Linked DNA regions of Homo sapiens: region 1 is linked to region 2. Evidence: read pairs that join two places in POLR2A ChIA-PET (ENCODE). Cell type or tissue: PC-9. All regions are shown on one strand. Links, peaks and the distances in the headings refer to the core of each region. The heading gives the core; the rest is flanking DNA.

Region 1 (15,446 bases), core at 3,861-11,860, 85 kb after region 2:
CCCAGAAGAAAGGCCTTGGAACCCCTCAGCCTGAAGAAAAAGGAGGCCAAGGGCAGGCTCTGTCAGATCTTCACCTATACCAAGGCGTTTTCTTCATTTGCTTGTTTGTCCCATATAGAAGACAGTGAGCGGTATTCTTCACACTGAGCACAAGAAAAGGGGAGTTGACAAAAACTGCAGTGGAAAATAAGTCAGTGCAACACAGGCTGGGTGGGTGAGTATGTGCAGGGAGTGAGGGCAGCAAGAGATTCTACGCATTAAAAAAGGATCGTGGCCAAGTGCAGTGGCTCACACCTACAATCCCAGCACTTTGGAAGGCTGAGGCAGGTGGATCACTTGAGCTCAGGAGTTTGAGACCAGCCTTTACAACACAGCAAGACCCTGTCTCCACCAAAAATACAAAAAATTAGCCGAGCGTGGTGGTGCATGCCCTGTAGTCCCAGCTATTCGGGAGGCTGAGGTGGTAGGGATCACTTGAGCAGGGGAGGCAGAGGTTGCAGTGAGCTGAGATCGCACTACTGCACCCCAGCCTGGGCAACAGAGTGAGACCCTGTCTCAAAACAAAACAAAACAAAACAAAAAACGGTTCATGTGACGTTTCTTCTTATTAAAGGTAAGGGGAAGTGGGGAAGTCAGTTGTCCAAGAAAACTGGTAAATGCTCAGCAATCCGGGATGGTTGTGATGTTTCCCAGAAGACACTGGAAGGGCTAAGATGATTTGAGGGGGTCCTGTCCAGCCCTGGGAGTTCACTACCTCCTTAGCTCGCCCCAACAAAACCTGCCAGTGGACTTTCACCCTGGCTTGGGGTTGGCTGAGGAAGGTTTGGCTAGATCCACAGGCTGCCCAGGCAGAAAGGCCTCCCCATTTCCAGACCCTGAAAGAGAACCAGGCCAGGGAAAATCTGAGAGAGAGAGTGAGAACCTGTGGAGGGGCCAGGTGTAGGGAGGAGGCCGCACACTGTGTGCTGTATCCAAGTGTTCCAGACTGGGTGGGAAGCACTGGGAGCTGGGGCAGGGGACGGGAAGGGGTCGCTGAGCAGGAGCCGTGAGGTCAGTGTTGGGCAAGAGGCAAGTCTGGCTCCCATCATACCTGCACTAATGAGCTGGAAGCAGACGGAAACGGCACAGCGTGTGAAGGCCAGCAAGGGAAGATCCTCCCCATGCCAGCTGGACGGGAAAAGACCGAGCGTGGTGGAAACAGGGCCTGTCCCCTCCCCATCCCCTGGAATCTCAAGCTAGAGGCTGGAACAGCCAGGAGAAGGGGTTGGGAGGTGAGGGCTGATCAGATGAGGCTGAAACAAGACCTCCTGGGGGAAAGGGGATTAGAAAGATGCCAAGGGACTGCGGCATGGAGGAGAGAAAGCCAAGGGGCTACAGAGGCACCCTGCCAACCCTGGGGAGGGAGGAGGCCCCAGGGGGGTTGTCAGCTGCAGGCACCGGCCCTGAGGAGAACAGCTGGACTGAGCCAAAGGCTGGACAGTTGACTGACTTAAAAGGGCAGACGGAATGGGCAAGTCCATCCTGCCCCGTCAGGGCAGCAGAAATGGCCACAAGTATTCACAGACTGTAAACACTAAGGCAGGGCTTGTCTGGGACTGGGAAGATCTGGCTAGGCCTGGCAGGGGAGAGCCGAGGGCTGGAAGGAGGCCTGAGCCTGGTGACTTCTGCAGTGGACTGTCCTGAGACCCAGGAGGAGGGTCACTTTGGGAGCCCCAAGGATCACTCACAAAGCCTCACTGGAGCCAGGAGCTAGACACAGCTCTAGACAGACAGCAGGGGCTGTCTTTTGTGTGCGTGCAGGGGGCAGATCACCCCAGCAGGTAGTTTTTCCTCTCCGACGTCCAGGATCCAGGGACTCGAGAGTGGCCTTTCTGCCTGCATCCTGGGCATGGTGTTAGAAGTGGAGGGGTGCTGACTCTACCTCCCAGCTCCAGTGGGCCCAACGCAGGTGGATAAATATTTACAGAACATCTGCATTAACCTTTCACAGGCAGGGTGGCCCCTCCCAGTGGCTTTCATATGGACCCTCACCCCCACCCCACCTCTGGTACAGAAAATTCCTACCAGAAGCAGAGCCTGTGGATCCAGTTTGACCCTGTGCACTCCTGGTTCAGCATCAACATTGGCTGCAGGTGAAAACCTAAGGCTGTGACCACAGACAAGTGGCCTCTCCCCTTGGGGCCTCAGTTTATCCACCTATAACACAAGAGGACTGAACCCTCTCTGCACCCAGTGATTTTCATTGATTCCAGCCTTTTGCTCGGCCTATGGTTGCTATGGAAACAGCACAAGGGAATAGTGCACCCCGCAGACAGGGTGGCACCCTCCAGCCTGTGACTATCACGGGCTCTGTCTGCCCAGCATCCTTCCTCTCTTATTCTCCTACCAGCATCCATTTTCCTTTAGGGAACTGCTCTTCCCTTTTCTAGGCTGTCTGATGGAACAGCCAGTTGCAATATTTGCAATGGGGCAAACAACCCAAACTGGCCCAATCAGATTCTCTCCCATGATTTGGCCCTGAAGCAGAGACACACAGTTATAACTAAACCATCCAATCGCAGCTCCCCAAAAAGTTCCCGGGGCTGGGAGCCTCATTACTGCCTACATTCCTGGCATTCTTCCTATCTACTTGTTCAGTTCTTATTTCTATTATGTTTGCTCCTAAAATCTTTGTGGTAACCTTACTCTTTTTTAATGTACAAATGAGAGTCCTGGCCAGGTGCAGTGGCTCACACCTGTAATCCCAGCACTTTGGGAGGCCAAGGTTGGAGGATCACTGGGCCCAGGAGTTTGAGATCAGCCTTGGCAAGATGGTGAGATTCCATCTCTACAAAAAATCAAAATATTATTCAGGCGTCGTAGCACACACCTGTGGTCTCAGCTACTTGGGAAGCTGAGGCTGGAGAACTGCTCGAGCGCGGGAGTTGAAGTCTGCCATGAGCCATGATCTCGGCACACACTCCAGCCTGGGTGACGGAGCGAGACCCTGTCTCAAAAAATAAATTAATAAATAACAAAAAATAAAAATTAGAATCCTTATTGCTCATAAGAAAAGAACTCTAGCTGGGCACAGTGGCTCCCACCTGTAATCCCAGCACTTCGGGAGGCCAAGAGGGGTAGATCACCTGAGATCAGGAATTTGAGACCAGCTTGGCCAACATGGTGAAACACCATCTCTATTAAAAATACAAAAGAAATTAGCTGGGCATTGTGGCGGGCACCTGTAGTCCCAGCTACTCAGGAGGCTGAGGCAGGAGAATCACTTGAACCCAGGCGGCAGAGGTTGCAGTGAGCTAAGATTGTGCCACTGCACTCCAGCCTGGGTGACAGAGTGAGACTCTCAAAAAAAAAAAAAAAAAAAAAAAAAAGAACTCCAATTTATATACCAGCTGAGAGAGACAGGCTAGGTGGACTCCAGCCCTCCCTGCTTTGCAATCCTAGGGCCATGGGCTCAGCTCTCCCACAGCATTCAGTTCATGTAGTCAGCATGGTGGGTTTGGCTCTGTTTGCTCAACAAGACTGCAAACATGAACAGCTGTATCTCAGACACCTGACTCAGAACCTTACACACACTGGAGGTGCTTAGTTGCATGGAATTGTGATCTTACAGCTTGAGGCAGGTAACTCCAGTGGGAACAAAACTTAATGAGTATCAGGGGATAATTCCCAGAGAACCGATATAAACAGCTGCCCAACAGACCAGGTCTGGGACAAGGCAATTCCCACTGCATCCAAGTGACGGATAAGTGCAGGGGAGAAGGGGTCAGGGTTCATGGCAGGGCGTTTTAGGGAAAGTCTACTCTGCCCCCTGAAATCTCTCTCCCACCTCTTCACGAATACTTCTGATTTCTGAAACAAGATGCTAAGGCACTCGGTCAGCACTTAGAAATGCATCTGCCCAAGAGGAGATCAAAGAGAATGTTTTCATTTACTCTGAAGTATAAAGATTGGGTAAAGACCCAGCACGGTGGCTCACACCTGTAATCCCAGCACTTTGGGAGGCCAAGGCAGGTGGATCATGAAGTCAGGAGATCAAGACCATCCTGGCCAACATGGTGAAACCCATCTCTACTAAAAATACAAAAATCAGCTGGGCGTGGTGGCAGGCACCTGTAATCCCAGCTACTCGGGAGGCTGAGACAGGAGAATTGCCTGAACGCAGGAGTCAGAGGTTGCAGTGAGCTGAGATCGTGGCACTGCACTCCAGCCTGGCGACAGAGTGAGACTCCCTCCCGCCGCCCCCCCTCCCAAAAAAAAGATTGGGGATAGACTCTTTCCTAAGCGTTCTTGACAGGGGAAAAAGGTTAGGGGGCATAAAGGTTTTCAGGGTGTGGAAAGTAAAAATGGATTTTCAGGTAGAACATGAGAAAGAGAAAGGGCTGGAAAAGAAGGCTGGGATACAAGCGTATGGGATACACATCAGCTTTGGCTGCAAGTTACAGAAGCTGGCTCTGGCAAACATAAGTGGCGAAAGAGAATTTGTTGGAAAGATACATGGTACTGAAGGAGGCCTTCAACACTCAGGCCTGAGAAGGGACCAGGGCAGCTTTGGGGGTCTGGGTAGCGGGAACTCATGAGCTGTCTGGCTTTGGATGATTCTAAAGCAACTGCCTTCCATTATGGGTAATGACTCCAACTCAGATTCAAATTCCCCAGGAAAAAGTCTGACAGATCTTGGGTCTATGCTCACCCTTTGAGAATGGAGGGTTGGGAGAGTCCTGTGGCTGGCAGCCCCACCAGGAATGCATGGAATTGGGGAGTTTGAGTTTCCCAAAGGAAAGCTGAGTTTCTGTTACTCAAGGAAGGGAAGAAGTGCTGGGCATATGTGCACAGCAGATGTTCTCTACACATGGGATGTCAATTGAGAGAGGTGGGGGATGGATGGGGTGGGGGATGGGAATTTCCAGGACGCTGCAGAACCTGCCATAGGGGCCAAGGCTCCTGCCACAGCCCTGGATTGCATCTCCCTCTCCTCCTATAAAAGCAAGCTCAGGAAAAGAACATTGTTTCTGTTCTTGACAGCTCCATAGAATTGTCTCCTTAGCTTCCAGTCACGCTCAGCTCCTGCTAGAATAATTACCACCCACCTGTTCTCCATACAAGAATTCACAGCCAGTGGACACACATCTGGCCTGTAAAAGACATGCTTGGAAGTCTCCCAGGCTGCTTGGAACAGGCAGGAGACAACACAGGGTCAGCCACTAATTCAAAGGCAAGGAAACAGCTGGCCTGAGAGCTATGGTCACTGGAGCCTAAGTGGCAGCGAACTCCTCCCCTGCCAGGCAGCTCAATGGATGTGGGACAGGTGTGTCCTGAGACAAACAAACCCCCTGAGACTCAGAGGAGGTTTGAGTGCTGGGCCCTGTCCTCTTCTTCCAGCACATGGCTGTCTTCCCCACCCCCATCTGCTTCTCTAGTGGGTGGAGGGGGCTAATACCCTGCCTTTCTTGGAGTTCCTTTATTTTTCTTCCCATTACTGTTTACATCACTCCCTTCTAAACACCATGGAAATTAAGAAAAGGCCAGGTAAAGTTTTAATGGGGAGGGCCAGAAATATTTTGGTGGTGAAGGTAATTGCATCCAAGTTTTAAGGATGTGGATGCAGAATTGGAAGGGAGCAGGGCGCGGTGGCTCACGCCTGTAATCCCAACAATTTGGGAGGTCAAGGCAAGTGGATGTCTTGAGACCAGAAGTTCGAGACCAGCCTGGCCAACATGGTGAAACCCCATCTCTACTAAAAACAAAAATTAACCAGGCATGGTGGCACACACCCGTAATCCCAGCTACTCAGGAGGCTGAGGCAGGAGAATAGCATGAACCCATGAGGCAGAGGTTGCAGTGAGCCAAGATCGCACCACTGCACTCCAGCCTGGGCAACTGAGCGAGACTGTCTCAAAGAAAAAAAAAATGGAATTGGAAGGGGACTGACTGAGAGAGCCTCTAGGCCAGCGGTTTTCAACTTTTTTTTTTTTTTTTTTTTGAGCAAAACCTTTGTGCAGTGTTTCAGCATTCAACAAATATTTACTGAATGCCAACTCTGTCCCAGGTGCTGTGCTAGGGGATACAGCAGCATGCAATCCAGACCTGATTCCAGCCCTTGTGAGCATACAGTGTAGTGGAGGAGACAGACACTGGGAAAATAATTAGATAAGTAGATCAACAGTGAGCTGCAATTGAAGTAGAGCTAAGAAAGAGACGTATGCAGCTAGATGACCTAATACAGACTTGGGAGGGGATTTGGGGAAGGTATCCCCAAAGGAATGACATTGGAGCTGAGATCTGAAGGGTGCACAGAACTCAGAAAGGAGGTATGGAGGAGGACGGTCAGGAGGAGATGTCATAAGATCCTGGAGGTAGGAAGGCTCTTGTGCTGGAGGAACTCACAGGCAAGGCAAGCAGAGTAGTGTGGGATGCAGGGGCTAGGGATTCAGGGACCAGACTGCCAGGGGTTCAGGAGTCAGATCCAAGATGTGAACAGGAAACTGGGGAGCTCCTGTGGCTGGAAAGGGGCCCGCCCTTGATCTCTCCCCAAACACCCCAACACACATACTTCCCTTTGCCTTATAGCCTCTGAGGCATCTTGGAGGAACGTTGGGGCTTGTCCGAATACCGCTTGAAAACCACAAATCCAGCCCTATTGCCATTTTCAGATGTGAAGACTGAGAATCAACAATTGCCCCCTCCCAGTGCCCTCTCTGTTAACTCTGGGCAGCTAATCCAGCCTCCCTGGAGAGAGTGTGATGCGGTGACAGACTCTGAGGACACTGCAGACAGCTCAGTGTTTCAGGAATGATGGGGACAGCCTTGAGAGCCAGCCCAGGGCTCTGGCATGGGGAATGGACCCCAAAGATGAGAGGTTGGCCCAGTCTGGGGCACTCAGTCTTTTCTGCCTGTGCTGGGAGAGTCTCTGACCCTCTTAGCCCATCCCCATCATTCATCCAGAGGCGCAGGCAGGCCGCCTGCCAGGATAGCAGATCCCACTCAGCTCTGGCCTCAACATTCCTCTCCCCGCCGGGGGGAAAGGTCAAGTGTAGGATATTTTCCCAAGCCCTGGAGAACAGCAGCACCTCCTGATATCTACAGCTACTACCCAGCTTGAAGGGCAACTACCAGGGCAGACAGGCAGGACGGGAGAGCAGTCAGCTGGCCCTCTAAGCAGGGCTGCAGGGGGAAGGGACTGGGGAGGCAGGGCCTGAAATATATCAACAACTTCAGCCCCAAGAAGTAGAGTAGAGAGTGGGTGATGGGAAAAGGGCTTGCATGGCAGGGGTCTGAGGCTGAGGCTCCGTCTGCCTCAGGAAGGCTAAAACGTTCCTGCTTCAACCCAGCTGGTCCTCATTTAACTAACTCCAGGGTCTGGCCTCTCTGGAGACCCCCTGCTGGCCCGTCTGCAGCTCCTGGAGCAGAAGCCAAAAGCAGCCACCAGCTTAGAGACAGCAGCTGAACCCAGAGCCCCCCAAGCAGGAGACAGGCAGTGCAGGCATTGCAGGCCCCTTTGCAACCCTGCAAGGAGTCAAAAGCCAAGTAGGTGGGGCTGGGGGGAAGGCTTCAGAGATAAAGAAGGCAGAGGCAATTGTCTCTAAGCCAGATCAGGAGCAGCTATGGAGAGAAAAATCTCTTGGAGCCTGGAAGGTGGTTTCATCAGTCAAGGCTGTCCTAAGGCAAACTATGCAACAGTAGCCTCCCTTCTTCCCCCGTCTCCCTTCTGCCCCTCATCCAGCACACTGCTCTGTGAGCACTGGGCACTTGCCATCCTGCCATCCTCCCCCAGGGGAAGGCAGGTACAGAGGAACAAGGGAGCAGGTGCCAGAAGGCCTGAATTCAAATCTAGCTGCTCCCTATTCTAGCCGTGTGACCTTCGGCAAAGATCTGAACCTCTGAGACTCTGCTCCTGCTTCTGTAAAAATGGGATGGATAAGAGCTATGTCATAGGACTGTAGAAATGATTGAATGAGAAAATGAAGGTAAAGATCTTAGGTCTTATTGAGTTTGCCATGGATACTCCTCATGGGACAAGAGAGAGAGAAGGGGGAAGTGGGGAAGTACTGGGGACTGTTGAATGATCCAAATGGGATGCCTGATGAATGGGGCAGCTCCCAAATGTTTCAACCCTGTTTCCAAGGTAGAGGCTGGGCCAGAGAGTGGGTGGTGAGGGCCTGAGGTAGGGAAAGTTATTCTGTATTGAAAAGAAAACAGAGAGAGGAAGTCAGATCTCACGACGTGCGTCAGCCAAGAGCCTGGGCAGACAGTGTCTCCTCCAGAGGAAGGGCTGGTACTCCGGCACTCTGTTGCCCTCTGGCAGCCGCTAAGCTCCTGTTTTCCTCATTAAGCTGTCCGCAACCTGGCCCCCTTTACACTGCTGATAAGGGCCAGAAACAATTCAGAATCCCCAACAGATGGCATCTGTGGTTTTCAATGTCACCTCCCGATGGAATCAACAAGGTGGGGCTGAACTCAGGTGGACTGCAGGGAGTCAGGGCAGAAAAGCACCAACTCTGAGGGGTGGAGTCCAGGATTCGGGAACCTCACTGTGTGCCCAGCGATGTTAGGCCTCGTGGACACATAAAATGGTAAAAGCTAGTATTTGTTGGGCACACACTATTTGCCAAGCTTTGGTGCTAAGCACATAAGTTTATTATCTCATTTAATCCCCATAACAACCCTACGAAGTTGATAGCATTATTATTCCTATTTTATAGGCAGAGGAACTGAGGCAGAGTGCCTCAGGGGCTTATAATTTGTTGGGGAGTCAAGAACACAGGTTAATACCCCCAAGGGAGAAGAGAACAAAATCTGAGCTGTTTCTCACCATCCCAAGTGGCCCTGTCCTCAGTTTTGCATCACTGTCTGCCTCAGTTTCCCCAGATTTCCAGCTACCACCATGGTGGCTGAGCTCAAAAGGCAGCCTCCAATCACTGTTCTAGGGATGGACATGCTCATTTTCCCAAAGTTCAGCCAAGGCAGAATTTGTCAAAATAAGTTTATCTAGGAAACGTAGAAGAGGATGGAACAAAATAATATAAAAAGCAAATGCTCTGGGAAGAGAGCAGCTTATGAGGCAGTTTTCATGTCCCAAGATGAGGAAAATAATAATAGCTATTGGTGTGCCAAGTATCAGACACTGTGCTATGCTCTTGATTATGTTATTTTGTTTAATCCTCAAGGGGACTGAAGTATTACACAAGCATTATTGTCCTCATTTCACAAATAAGGGAACAGATGTTCAGAGAGGTTAAGCAACTTGTCCAGGTCACATAGCTTGTAAGGAATAGAGAGCTAGGAGTCAAGCTTGCCTTTGCTTTTAACAATTTAAATAAAGGAGACAGGCATGGTGAGTACAACCAGCTGACAACCAGACAGGCCTCTTGCTTCCAGGCCCCATTTAGGTCTAATGGAGAGATTTGACTGAACAACCTAGATCCTAAATGGCAGGTTTTCAGGATAGCTCTGCTGATCCTCCATCTGACAGATTTTCAGATCTTGCTCAGGAAATAATCAGAACACTTTTCCTACTGGACAAGTCTGGAAAAAACCTTGGCAAATCTGTACCCTCCAGTTCTCCTAGTCCCCATTTACACAGCCCAAAACAAAACAAACAAACAAAACCCAAAACACCCCAATAAATTAAAACCCTGTATTTGCACTTGCACTTCATTTCAAATGAAGTACACGCCTCATGGCCAGGCACAGTGGCTCAGGCCTATAATCCCAGCACTTTGGGAGGCTGAGGTGGGTGGATCACGAGGTCAGGAGTCCAAGACCAGCCTGGCCAAGATGGTGAAACCCCGTCTCTACTAAAAATACAAAAAAATGTAGCCGGGTGTGGTGGTGGGCACTTGTAATCCCAGCTACCCGGGAGGCTGAGGCAGAGAACTGCTTGAACCCAGGAGGCGGAGGTTGCAGTGAGCTGAGATTGCACCACTAAATTCCAGCCTGGGCAACAAAGTGAGACTTTGTCTCAAAAAACAAACAAAAAACCAAAACAAAACAACAACAACAACAAACAAACAGAAAAAATACCAAATTACCCTCATAACATGCTACAATTTCCACACTATTTCACTGGTTAACTGATGGTTCTTCAAGCCCAGAGATAATGTGAGTAAGCCCGTAACCCAGTGCCTGGCAAGAGATGCGTTGTTGCTGCAATTATCATTAAGAGACCTCTTCCTGTGTTCACATCAGCAAGTCATCCCTGATACCCTTGGAATAAAGCAGTATGAAATTAAGTACTAATTGAATGGTTGATATCAATAGCTATTGATAAGTAATATTTATTAAGCAGCTACTGCATGCCAGATTTTAGTCTATATAGCTTTACACGCATTATCTCTTTTAATCTTTATAACAACCCCATGAGATAGGAATTATTGTTACTCCCTCTGTTTTAAAGACAATGAAACTAAGGCCTGGAAGTACTAAATAATTTGCTTATGGTCACACAACACCCAGATGGCGGGAGTGGGATTTGAACCCAGACAGCTAAGTTCAGAACCTGCACCAGTAACCTCTTTCCTCTCCTGCCTCCCGTGATGGGTTTGACAATAGGATACAGAGGGTCAAAGAAAGAAGATGTCCTTGTGTGCTGGGGGAGTTGGGGGAAGCTTCCTGGAGGGAATGGGCTCTACTGGACTTGAAAGAAGGACAAGAGAAGTGAAGCAAAACAGACATCAATTTTAGGCTGGAAGATGATCCTGAAGTCTCATGGGACCCAAAAATGGGACATCAGGAGAGCTCTCATCTTTGGAACATGAGGGATTGCTTATCCTCTGAAGCAGTGTCATTTGGCCAACTTGTCAGTCCAAGGAAGGACTCAGAGCTTATCAGGAACCTGTGGGGTCTGCACTGGGTCTGTAGCATCAAAATAGAGGAGGAGGACAGCAACAGATCTCCTGGGAGGCCCTGGGGATAGGGCCAGGATTAGATCAACTCCCTGCCATCTCCATACTGATCACAGGATTTGCTTAGAGGAAGTTGTGTTTGGTTTGCTGTGACCATGGCAGGGTTGCCCCAGCAGGTATGGATGCAGAGGGGCTCAAGGACCCACAAGTCTGTAGGAGTTCACAGAAATCTTAGAGAGAAGCTTCAACTTCACTTAAGCCACAAAAATATTGGGGGCTGGGGAAGAATTAAATTCCAGGCTAGGTAGGCTCCCAGCTGACACCATGTTAGAGTCTTCCCGCCCACCACCCGCCAAAGGCATGTCTGGGAGGGCCAAATGAGACATACCTGGCACGTGGCAAGTGCCCTTAAAGGTTCAGCAACTGGCTGGGCGTGGTGGCTCACACCTGTAATCCCAGCACTTTGGGAGGCTGAGGCAGGCACATCACCTGAGGTTACCTGAGTTTGAGACCAGCCTGGCCAACATAATGAAACCCCGTCTTTACTAAAAATACAAAATTTAGCTGGGTGTGGTGGTGCATGCCTGTAATACCAGCTGCTTGGTGGGAGGCTGAGGTGGGAAAATCACTTGAATTCGGGAGGTAGAGGTTGCAGTGAACCGAGATTGCACCACTGCACTCCAGCCTGGGCGACAGAGCAAGACTCTGCCAAAAAAAAAAAAAAAAAAAAAAAAAAAGATTCAGCAACCTTCTCCAGGCCCCATCTTTCAGAGCTCACTTGCTTGGCTGTGGATTACAAATCTGTCAACCAGACTCCCAGATGCCACCTGCTACCTGTTTGTGAACACGCACATCTTCCTGCACAGTCCCCTGTGTGAATATGTGTTACAAACCTTTCCAGGAAGCAGAGTTAAACTGAGAAGATTCTATCTGTTCGGGTCCCAGCGGCCCACAGTATGGCCTCCCTGGACTTAAAGTCTAGAATGACTTTGCATGGATTGAGATGCTATGAGGGTGGAGTGTTATGAGAGCTTGCCAAGCTGAGACTGGCTGGGGAGGGGACATCACAGGTACTCTTAGGAGGCCTGAGAATCCGAACAAAACGGTATCACTAGGCAGAATGTGGCCGAAGCTACTAGTTGGGTGCTGAGCATAGTTCGGCAATTTTGTGAGCATATTTGTAAGAACATATATGTTTATCAGTAGAAATAATGCACTGTCTGGGTTGACTGGCTCTGTTTGTGTACATTCTTGGATCCCAGAGAGCCCTGGGGAGCAATACATCACACAAGCATTTCTCGCCTGAGAGCTGGTCAGAGGGATCATTCCAGGGAAAGCTGGGCTGGTGTTGACCAGCTGAGGTCTGAGAGAGAACATGTGTGCACCCCAAGGCCAGGCCTGGCTCTCATAAGCACTGGTGGAATTTCTGAGTGCATCAGTTACTCTGCACCTGTCCCTTTACACTTAGCCCCAGCCTGGCCTGGCCCGGCCCAGCAAGTCTGCAGCCAGAGGTAGCCTGGAAAGAACTGGCCAACGCTTTCGAGAACCAGGCTGAGGCCAGAAGGCACGCAAAGCCTGAAGGATTCCTCTCTGCTCAGGATCCCATGTGAGAAGTCTGGGGCTCCTGTCACGTATGTTCTCAGCTGTCACCGCACAGCTCACTTTCTTTTATCATGGCCACGTGTGTGCATGTTTTGCTCTCCTACTGCACTTCAAGCCATTGTTACTCAATGTGTGGTCCGTGGGCCCATAGCATCAGCGTCAACCAGGAGCTTGTTAGAAACACAGAATCTCGGGGCCCATCACAGACATATCAGATCACAATCTGTATATTAACAAGAACCCCAGTGATTTGAATGCACATTAAAGTTTGAGAAACACTGCTACTTGAAAGCAGGAGTGAACCTTGTCACGGTGATCTTTGTACAACTAAGCTTTTGTATCCCAGATGCTTGGTGGTAATTAGGTGCTCAATAAATACATGTTTTAACATTTCATTTTGAAATAATTATAGACTTAGAGAAGAGTTGCAAAAATAGTACAGTGATGTATGTGAACCACTAATACTAACAGCTTACATAACCAGAGTACAATTACCAAATTAACATGGGAAATTAACATAGGTATCATTAACCAAACTACAGGGCCTTTTCTAATTTCCTCTGTTTTCCCCATGTCCCTTTTCTGCTCTCAGATTGCTCAGGGTATTTAGTTGTTGGGTCTCCTTAGTCTCCTCTAATCTATGGCAGCTCTCTAGTCTATCCTTGTCTTTCATGACCTTGACTCTTTTAATGAGTACCCCTCAGTTATTTTGTAGTCTATCTTTCAACTTGGGTATGTCTGCTGTCTTCTTGTGATTAGATTGAGGTTATACACAGAATAGAGGTGATGCTGTGACCTCAAGGCATCGTCTCAGGGGATACGTAATGTCAACACATCTTATTCCTGGTGATGTTAATCTTGATCTCTTAGTTAAGCTCATATATGCCGGATTTCTCCACTGTTTCTCCACTCTAAAATTACTACTATACTTCCCTCTTTAGTTAATAAGTATATTGGGGAAGATAATTTGAGACTGTGCAAATATCCTGATTCTCCCACTGATTTGAGTGGCCATCACTGGTGGATCTTATCAACAACTTTGTTTTTGTTTTTGATTTTTGTTCCTGGCCGACAATTATTACTATTGTGTCTGCATAGTGGTGATTCTGTATTTCCCTCCTTTCTTCTATATTTATTAATTGAAATTCTTCTGCCAAGAAGAGTTGTTACTTCTTCCCCATTTTTTTAATTCAATTGCTTATTTCAGTAGGGGCTCTCGGGTATTTATTGTATCCCAGGGGTTATAATTCAATGTTATCATTATTTTATGTTCTTGCTTAAACCGTTCCAGCCACTGGGAGCTCCTACAAGTTGGCTGTTGTGTCCTTTCAACATGCCCATCTTTTTCCGAGTACTTCCTTATTCCCTGGTACCACAAGATGTTTCAGACTCATCTTGTTCCATATAGTTTGAATGAATGAATGGGAGAATGAAAAAATAGGCTGTATGTATAAACTCAGCCTTCCTGTGATTCCCCAACTAAGAAGCTGTATTTAATTCAATTCTCAGCTGGGAGGAAGAACGCATGTTCAGATGCCCCATAGAATCACTCACCTCCAGCTGGACATGGTGGCTCACACCTGTAATCCCAGCAGTTTGAGAGGCTGAGGCTGGTGGATCACCTGAGGTCAGGAGTTCAAGACCGGCCTTGCCAACATAGTGAAACCCCATCTCTACTAAAAATAAATAAATAAATAAATAAATAAATAAATAAATAAATAAATAGCTGGGTGTGGTGGCACGCACCTGTAGTCCCAGCTACTCAGGAGGCTGAGGCAGGAGAATCGCTTGAGCCCTGGAGGCGGAGGTTGCAGTGAGCCAAGATCATGCCATTGCACTCCAACCCAGGCGACAGAGCAAGACCCTGTATTTAAAAAATAATAACAAACAAAAAGCAACAGAATCACTCACCTCCACTGTTCTGTGAGCCTCGAGTAAAGCTGGAGAAACTTTTAACCTAAAGACAAAGGAAACTGTATCCGTGGAAACTGTAGGCTGGAAAATTGGCTTGCCCTGAAAGTCCGACTCATGGACTTGGCACATCTACCAAGCAGTATGAGATAGTGCTTAAGAGTGGCTGTGCTGGAGCCAGATGCCTTGGTCTAAATCCTTATAGCCACTTACTGTGTAACCACCTCATGCCTCAGTTTCCCCATCAGTAAAGTGCAGGTGATAATGACAGTCCTGGCCATGGATTTGTGTAATTACTGAGTTTACATATACAGATTGCTTAGAACAGCCCGTGATACATGTAAACATTTAATAACCATTAGTTAGGAGTCTGATATTTCCAGCAATTAGCTCATCCTGCTAAATTCATTCAGCAATTGCTTATTAAGCATCTACATCATAGTACACACTGTTGCGAGTCCTGGGATCTCAGCAGTGAACGAAAGTGACATCACTGCTCTCACAGAGCATACATTCTTCTGGAATAAAAATAATCTAACCAAATAACAGACTACACTACTTTTTTTTTTTTTTTTGAGATGGAGTCTCACTCTGTTGCCCAGGATGGAGTGCAGTGGTGCCATCTTGGCTCACTGCAAGCTCTACCTCCTGGGTTCACACCATTCTCCTGCCTCAGCCTCCCAAGTAGCTGGGACTACATGTGCCCGCCACCATGCCCAGCTAATTTTTTTTTTGTATTTTTAGTAGAGAAGGGGTTTCACCATGTTAGCCAGGATGGTCTCAATCTCCTGACCTCATGATCCGCCCGCCTCAGCCTCCCAAAGTGCTGGGATTACAGGCGTGAGCCAATGTGCCCGGCCACAGACTACACTACTTTTTAAGACAGTAGAGGGGGACAGGAACAGCTGCATTTTTGTCATCTAGCAAAACCATTCACCCCTCTTGACATAAGTATCCATTTTCCTCTGTAGACCCACACCCTGGTATCATGTGATTCATGCGTTGGTCAATCAAATAACTGTATTGCCCTAGCCACAGTGATTGGTTCAGGCAAGGACACAAGACCTAATCAGCACTAGAGAGAATTTTGCA
Region 2 (8,000 bases), core at 1-8,000:
CAGGCAAAGGAAATACACACCAGGCTCAGGCCCAGGCCCAGAAAGGAGGCCTGGAGGGAGAAGACAGACAAATGGGCAGAAGCCACACTCACGCACAGGCATCTGGTCACCCTCCTCCCAATTGTGCAACTAAGACTGGGGAGAGCATCGTGAACAGGCATCTTGCTCACTCCTGAAATTGCAGTCCTTGGCACATACAAGGCACCCAGTGAGTATTTGCTGAATGAATGAATGAATGAATGAATTAACACATGTTAGGTTTTTCCCATCGTCCAAAAGAGGGCAAGGAACTAGGGCTCCCATACCCCAAGGATGAGGACATCTAGGACAGACATTCAACCCTAATTCAAAGTCAGGGAGGCTGGAACAGGAGGTAAGGAGATAAAGAGGAGGCCTGGGGGCCCCATCAGGGAGAGAATAAAGAAAACACTGAATCACTGAATCAAGATCTCTGGACCCCTGGCATCTGGGAGGGGTGTGCAGGGGAACACTGAGTGAAATCCCTAAAATCTGATCAAGAATCTCTGCAAGAGAGAGCAGGCCCTTGCAGGCAATCAGATGGAGCAGGCAGGACAGACTGCACCAGCAGAGGGCTGCCAGGAGCCTCAGTGCTGGCCAGAAACACCTTCAAGGCAGGTCTGGGAAGTCTGCAGTTTACCAGCCTGTTCTACCTGCCTGGCCTCTGACATCCTGGAGGGGAAACCCTGGCAGGAGAGGGCAGGCCCAGGGAGAGCTTCCTCCACAACACGTGACCTTGGACTCCAGCACTCACCTGGTCTGGGTGGGCATGGGGCACACAAAGTCACCCCCCAGAAGGCTCCCACACTGCCACAGCAGTCCTCCTGGGTAGTCAGCTCCAGCAGAGGGTTGGCACACTGGAAGGAGAGGCCATGGACACCTGTGACCACCCCCCTTCCCTCCCAGGCTGTGCACAGAGATGTCCCGGGAAAGCCTAGGACACAGAGCTCACTCCCCACATTCTGCCAGAGGATGTCCCCAGCCAAAGAAGGGGAGAAGGGAGTCAGCCCATATCCCAGAAGGAAGCAGAGAAACCTGCCATGCACTCTCCCAGCCCTGAACCTTGTGTGTGGATGGGACACCCCAGACACAAGATCTGCCCTGTGCGGGGCTGCAAACCACCACCCTCCATGGCCCCAACCACAGACAAAGGGTCCTAAAGGAAGAGCTTCCTCTGCCTACCTCCAGGGAACTGCAGGGTCACCCACAGAGTGGGCCTTGTGAGCAGAGCCCCAGGCTCAGGGACACCCCAAGGTGAGAGGCCAGGGATGATCTGGGAATTCAGGGTGTTTACCCCTTGGCTGTCCCACCTCCTCCAGTTCCCTAATCTCAGATAGGGTTTCTGGAAATACCTTAGTTTCTGGAAACTAAGCGGTTTCCTGGCAACCCCAAGAAAAACCATACTGGGTCTGGTCTAACCCCTATTCTTGGGTGCCTGGCCTCAGAAAATCTTCCCTGATTTCCCATTATGAGCTGAGGATGGTTCCAGAGGGCAATAGGAGTATCTCTCATCTTTGTACCACCAGGGCTTTGGGGTTAACCTCCATTTGTTAATTCCACACCTCTGTGACCCCAACTGTAGCCTCAACTGGATAAAAAACTCCTGGCCAGATCCTAACAGCCCCACTGGTCCATGTGCCAGGGGTCATAGGATCAGCATCTCTAGGCTGCCTTCACCTGAGGATGCTGGTGACAGCTCCTCCAGAGGGGAACTTCCTTGGGTCTTCTTCTGTGTGCCTGGTATTGACAAGCACCAAGTAGAGCCCAGGAAGGAGGCCCAGACTCTCCATACATGGACAATTTCATGCCTTGGGTTTTCCCATCTGGGAAATGGGAGAGTCTGCAGACACTCACATTCCATAAGAACAAAGAGGACAGAGAGGAGGAGAAGGGCAGACTGGGGACAACTGCCATCCTGGAAGCATCCAGGGCTGAGGCCAGAGCTGTGTTCTCACCTGTCCGTTCACAGTGTTCAGGTAACACCGGCCCAGCAGTCCTCGAGGCCTGGGTGCTGCTGGGGGCAGTGGCCGAGGGGGCTCTCCAGACCGAGCAGGGATGTTGTTGCTGTCCCAGAGGCTGTGGCCAGGGCTGGCAGGCAGCCAGGGCGGGGGTCTGGTCTCCACGCTGTTCTCCACTAGGGCCTCCTCCACCCCGCCCCGCACCTGGGCCACCTGGTGGATCTGCACTGAGGCCTCGGGTGGGTGGTGAATGTGCACCTTCACCAGGGAGGGGTTCACGGAGGCTGGGCACAGGGGCTAGAGTCAGAGCCAGGGAAGCAGGGCCCCACCCTCATTTCCAACCCTCTGAAGGGTATCCACCACCCCTGGGCCAGGCAGGCCACTGGCTATGTGTCACCCCAAAACTCTCCTTCCATTTCTTTGCTCCCAAGTTAGAACCCCAGAATGATCCCTTGTGGGGACGGGATGAAGTGCAAACTCTGTCACTGAAGGAGCCTCATTATCACATTCCAAGCTACCTTCCTGATTCTACCTCCCCCATGACCCTGGCCAACCCTGGAACTCCAGCCCCCTGTCTCCTGCATGGCCCCACCTCCGTGCCTTTGCTCGTGCCAGTCCCTCTGCTTAACCAGATGCTACCCATTGTTTCAGGCCTAACTGCAGTCCATCCCCTCCACGCAGCTGTCCCAGAGCACTCTGGGCTTAGGAGCCTCTCCATCCCCTGATCCCCTAAAGCATTCTGTATTTTTTTGGCACCTAATAATGGAAGGCAGGGAAAATGAAATGTTTTATGCTGATATTCTATTTCCCATCCATTCTCCCTCTATTACCCAGGCCCATGGATTCCTTGAGGGCGGCACCCTGCCCTTACACTGTTTTGTCTTCCCCAGGGTTCCCAGCACAGGGAAAGGGCAAAAACAAGTCGATAAATTCCGATGGGAGGGGGCTGAGAAGTTGAGGGAATGAAACTTAGCGCTGAGGGCCAGGAGAAAGAGGGAGGTTTGATCATAAAGGAAGGACTACAGGCAGCTTCCCTATCCCTGTCACAGCCATGGTGACAGCCTCCACCCAACTGGCACTCCTCCCAGGGTCCCGCCGGCCCAGCTGTGCCGGCACTCACCCAGCTGGTTGGAGAGCGGCAGTGTGAAAGTGGACTGCTTCAGTGGGGCTTCCAGCAAGGCCCTGGGGCGGGACCCCCTCCCTGGAGGCTCCCTGTCCGGCTGCGGGATAGGCAGGTGGCAGAACTTCCCGGTGGAGTTGGCGGGGCACCAGCATTCGTCCCTGCCGATGCAGCGGCCTCCGTTCAGGCAGGGGATCTGGCAGAAATCTGCAACATCAACCCTCAAGGTAACCAGCGGTGGAAGAACAGCAGCACCCGCTCTGTGGCTGGTGACCACCACAGAGAAACAGGCGGCAGAACCCTGACCCTAGATGGCTCCTGTAGCCCGGAGCCCCCTGAAATGTAGGGACTTTCCACTTCATTCATGTAGAGTGAAGAAGAGTGGATAATAACCAGCCCCTGCCTTCCTGAAAAGTCTATTTAGGCGTTTCCCTGCACCCCACAATAACCTGGGAGATGGGGAGGTGGCATTATCATGAACTCTGTCTCTTCTCTGTTGAGGAAACTTGGACTCAGAGAGGTTATGTGACTCCTAGAGTCACACAGCTAGGCTGCCAAGTGAGGACTCAGCTCCCCATGTGATTTGGGACAACTTGTGGAGCCACAGTTTGGGAGCAGCGGGCTCCAGTCCAAGGCAGGCCTGGCTCTCTGGCCATCTACCCTCCAGGGCCAGCTGGGAACCATCTGAGCAGGAAAGGGACTCACAGATGCGGAAGCCAGACTTGGGATCGTGCCCATGGCCGCCCTGGCTGTACAGGGTGGTGGTGTCGCCCCTCTCACAGCTGTTGGCACAGTGTCCACGGGCACAGGTCTGCTTGCAGATGGTGGGAGTGAAGACGATCTTGATCTTCTTGATTTTCTCCGTGAGGTTCAGCCCTGCAGAGAGAGGGCTTGGGTCCAGGGGGCAGGGCTGAGAGGCACAGCTGTGACCTCCAGAGTCTGGTTAGAAAGCCCCATGGGACTAGGGCTGCATTCATCTCAAGGGCATTTGCTGAGTACCTACTGGACGCAGGGTCCCATCGTAGGGGCAAGGTGATACCTTTGAGAAGCTCGCAGATGTGCCAGCCACCAAGCTCACACTTCATGCACATCAACCCTCTTGAGTGGGTGGTATGTTAGGTTGAATCATTAGAAATTGCCATTTTTGTAGGTTCCTATGGCTGAGTGTTGGTATTTTTCATATATCCAACCTACTGTGTCCATTTTACAGCTAAGAAAAATGAGGCCCAGAGAAGTTTGGGTGCTCAAGTGACGCAGCTAGCAAGTGATGCAGCTGGGCTTTGAACCCAAGGGCAGGGAACAGAATGCAGCCCCAGCTTGCCAGAGAGGAGAGTTTTCTAAGAGAAGAGAAGATAAAGCCTGAAAGGATTAGAGTCAGGTTTTGTGGGGGACCTGATTACCAGAACAAGGATCAGGCACTTTATTTGGTGGGTGATGGGGAAGCTGCAGAAGACTTTTAAGCAAGACATCATGCTGGCTTTGATGTGCTGGGGGGTCCGGAGGCAGGGTGACCACCTGGGAGGTCATGGCAGCAGTGCAAGCTGAGGCCGCTTCATTTCCCAAGAGTGGTGGCAATGAAATTGGGCTATTAATTCAGTACGGGGAGCCTGGGGACAGAAGCCAGAGGCAGAAGGTTGAGGGAGAAATGGGAGGGGAGGAAATTGAAAAAATATGTTTTGACCATGAGTTTGAGAAGCTTGACTGTGAAGGGAGGAGATAGGAAGAAAGCGGAGAAACGTGTGTGTGTGTGTGTGTGTGTGTGTGTGTGTGTGTGTGTGTGAATGAGAGAGCTGTAAGCAATTGTACACGTTGAGGGGAAAGGGCTGAGAGGGTGGGAGAGGGTGAAGATACAGAAGAGGGGGGACAAGTGATGCCAGCGTTCCAGAGGAAATGACAAAGGGTGCCAGAACGTGCCTTAGATAAGAGGGACACCTCCCCCTCAAGATGGCGTGAAAGGAATCGTCAACCATGAAAAGGAATGAAGCACTGATACACACAGCAACATGGATAAACCTCAGAAACGTTATGCTAAGCCAGGCACAGGAACTCACGCCTGCAGTCCCAGTACTTTGGGAGGCTGAGGCAGGAGGATCACTTGAGGCCAGGAGTTTGAGACCAGCCTGGGCAACATGCAAGACCCTATCTCTACAAAACATTTAAAAATTAGCTGGGCATGGTGGTGCATGCCTGTAGTCCCAGCTACTCTGGAGTCTGAGGTGAGAGGATCACTTGAGCTCAGGAGTTTGAGATTATAGTGAGTTGTTATCATGCCACCACACTCCAGCCTGGGCAACAGAGCAAGACTCTGTCTCTTAAAAAAGAAAAAGAGAAGAAAAGAAAATGTAACGCTAAGTGAAAGAAGCCAGACACAAAAGATGGTACATTGTACGACTCCATTCATGTAAAATGTCAAGGATATGCAAATCTATAGAGACGGGAAATAGGTGAGTGGTTGCCAGGGATAGGAGGGGAGATAAGGAGTGACTGCTGCTTAGTGGGTACAAGGATTCTATTTGGAGTGATAAAAATGTTGTGGAATGAAATAGTGGTGACGGTTGCACACAATTATAAATACACTAAAAGCCACTGCAGTGTAGCCTTTAAAATGGTTAATTTTATGTTATGTGAATTCCACTTCAATTTTTAAAATGGAAAAAAAAGGAAGGAGGTGAGCTCAGGCACAGATGTAAACAGGGTAGTGGTGGGTGTGATAGGCAGGAAGTTGAGGAGCTCTCTGGGAGGTGGGGGCATGTCTGTGGGCTGATGGATGGGGCCTCGGGAAAGGAGGGGAGGGGAGGGGAGGCCTGGAGTAGCTGCTCTGAGAAATGGAGGGAGAAAATGTCCAGGCACACAGGGAGGGGTTGTCAGGCAATAACAAAGAGTGTGCCATGGCGTGAATCCACAGAGATTCTGTGGGAAGCAGAGGCGCAGCTGTAGGTGCTGAGGTAACAACTGGTTGGGTTGATCCAGGAGAGTTGGGGTTTGTAGGAGGGATGAGGTGGAACGAGTGGGACCAGGGAGTTGAGGTTCACAGCGGGATATGAGGGAAGCAAAGGCAGGAGGGGATGATAGATTGGGCAGAAATAGAGCAGTCTAGGTCTAAAGGTTGCAACGGGGTGAAGTCCAGGTCCACCGGTTTAGGACCCCTGGACCCCGGCACAAAGCAGGTGCTCAACAAGCGTTTGTTGATTGGCTGAAAGAATGAGGGACAAGGTGACAACTCAGCCCCTCTGTGAGAGCAGAGGGGGAAGCCAAGGTGGGAGAAGAGAGTTCTAGAGGCCCTGCTCTTCTAGGACCCAAGACAGGGTATCCTTACCCCAGGGGGATGAGGGGTGCTCCAGAGGTACCGCCTGTTGGGTGCCATCTCTCTGCTCAAGGCCTGGTCCCGGGGGCAGGGCGTTGGAAGAGAGCTGGCTACTGGCCGTGGCAGTCGGGTGAAGTCGGACAGTGCGGGACAACCCCACGTGCTGCTGGGAAGGGTGGGTCTGGCTGAGGCCACTCAGGGTCCTGTGGAGACAACCGCGGCACGGGGGTTTGCACCCTGGGAACAGTGTGTCTGTGCCACTCCTCATCCAGCCACCCACTCTCTGCCTTTGCACAAGAAAAATGCTCTCTGGCTGCCTTCTCACCCATGTATGGCTGACTCCCAGACATGAAGGTGCCCTGAGGCAGAAGGACTGATCTAAGGCCTGCCGGCTAGTTTTGTAGAAATACCAACCCCTATGTGGAATCACCAGGCTTTTGGTGGGTTATTCCGGGCAAATCACTTAGCTCCTCTGGGCCCCAGGACCCTTAACTGCAAAATGGGGGTGTTAGACGGTCCTCACGTAGCTCTGACATTCCAGAAGTCTTTGAGAACCCACTATGGACCAGCCCCTGCCCTAAAACCAAGTCCTGTACCTACTCCCTACCACTTCTTAATATATCCCTTAATATGAATTACCTGTAGAAGAGGTGCCCAACAAACACACCTTCAAGATTGATTCAGGGCAGAGCCTAGAGTCTCCCTCTCATTGATTTTTATTGTAAGAATAATGTAACAACAATATTCAAGGAGAAAAACATGAATTCATCATCTCCCATCCTAACACAGCAACTACTTTTGCATATTTTCTTTCAACCTTTGCTCACGTATATGATTTTACACTATTGTCATCACCTAGAGATACAATTTTAAATTCCGTTTTTCACTTAACATTAGATCACACTTTACACAATTCAATTTGTCATATTTGTCATGTTCATCGCTATATGATAGTCCAGCTAAAGATGAATCACAACTTATTTAGACATTTACCTGTTACATATTTAGATTTTTTAAAAAGTTTTTTGCTTGTTTTTGTTTTTGAGACCGAGTTTTGCTCTCGTTGCCCAAGCTGGAGTGCAATGGCGCGATCTCAGCTCACTGCGGCCTCTGCCTCCTGGGTTCAAGCAATTCTCCTGCCTCAGCCTCCCCAGTAGCTAGGATTACAGGAGCCCGCCACCACTCCTGGTTAATTTTTTGTATTTTTAGTAGAGACAAGATTTTGCCATGTTGGCCAGGCTCGTCTTGAACTCCTGGCCTCAGGTGATCCGCCCACCTTGGCCTCCCAAAGTGTTGGGATTACAGGCGTGAGCCACTGCACCTGGACTGTTTTTAAGTTTTAAATGTGTACATCCTTACCTATATGACTTTGTCTTCTGTTAAAATATTCCTTTAGTACAGGGAGATTTGTTGTACTATTCTATTTTATTTTGTATATTTGAAAAAATGTTATAGGAAACATCTTGAAAGGATTAAAACTTTAGGATGAGGCTGGGCGTGGTGGCTCACGCCTGTAATCCCAGCACTTTGGGAGGTCCATGCGGGCAGATCACTTGAGGCCAGGAGTTCGAGATCACCCTGGTCAACATGGTGAAACCCC

Evidence for each region. ChIA-PET counts read pairs that join two places held together with the same protein. Peaks named below come from ENCODE experiments on the same cell type or tissue, not always from the same donor. Only the 100,000 strongest peaks of a DNase experiment are listed, where the experiment ranks them.
Region 1: POLR2A ChIA-PET joins it to region 2 with 33 read pairs; 3 of 35 experiments call an interaction of 5 or more read pairs at or near these places.

What each region holds. Positions count from the first base shown.
Region 1 is chr14:74,629,978-74,645,423 of GRCh38, forward strand. No RefSeq gene overlaps it. Among named protein-coding and RNA genes, the nearest start is that of LTBP2, 25 kb to the left of the region's middle. RefSeq lists enhancers at 767-1,416, 1,417-2,065 and a silencer at 5,069-5,363. In PC-9, for the core only: no CTCF peak of the experiment used is centred there; no DNase peak of the experiment used is centred there.
Region 2 is chr14:74,549,091-74,557,090 of GRCh38, forward strand. It overlaps LTBP2 (latent transforming growth factor beta binding protein 2), which reads right to left. Exons shown (of 36, transcript NM_000428.3): 4 at 6,413-6,603; 5 at 3,802-3,972; 6 at 3,097-3,303; 7 at 1,974-2,260; 8 at 773-875. It overlaps LOC124903346 (a long non-coding RNA gene), which reads left to right and starts at 3,225. Exons shown (of 2, transcript XR_007064265.1): 1 at 3,225-3,323. RefSeq lists enhancers at 2,265-2,928, 2,929-3,593, 6,031-6,531, 6,532-7,032. In PC-9, for the core only: CTCF peaks have their summits at 577 (motif pointing right) and 776; a DNase peak (open chromatin) is centred at 631; H3K27ac peaks cover 868 bases.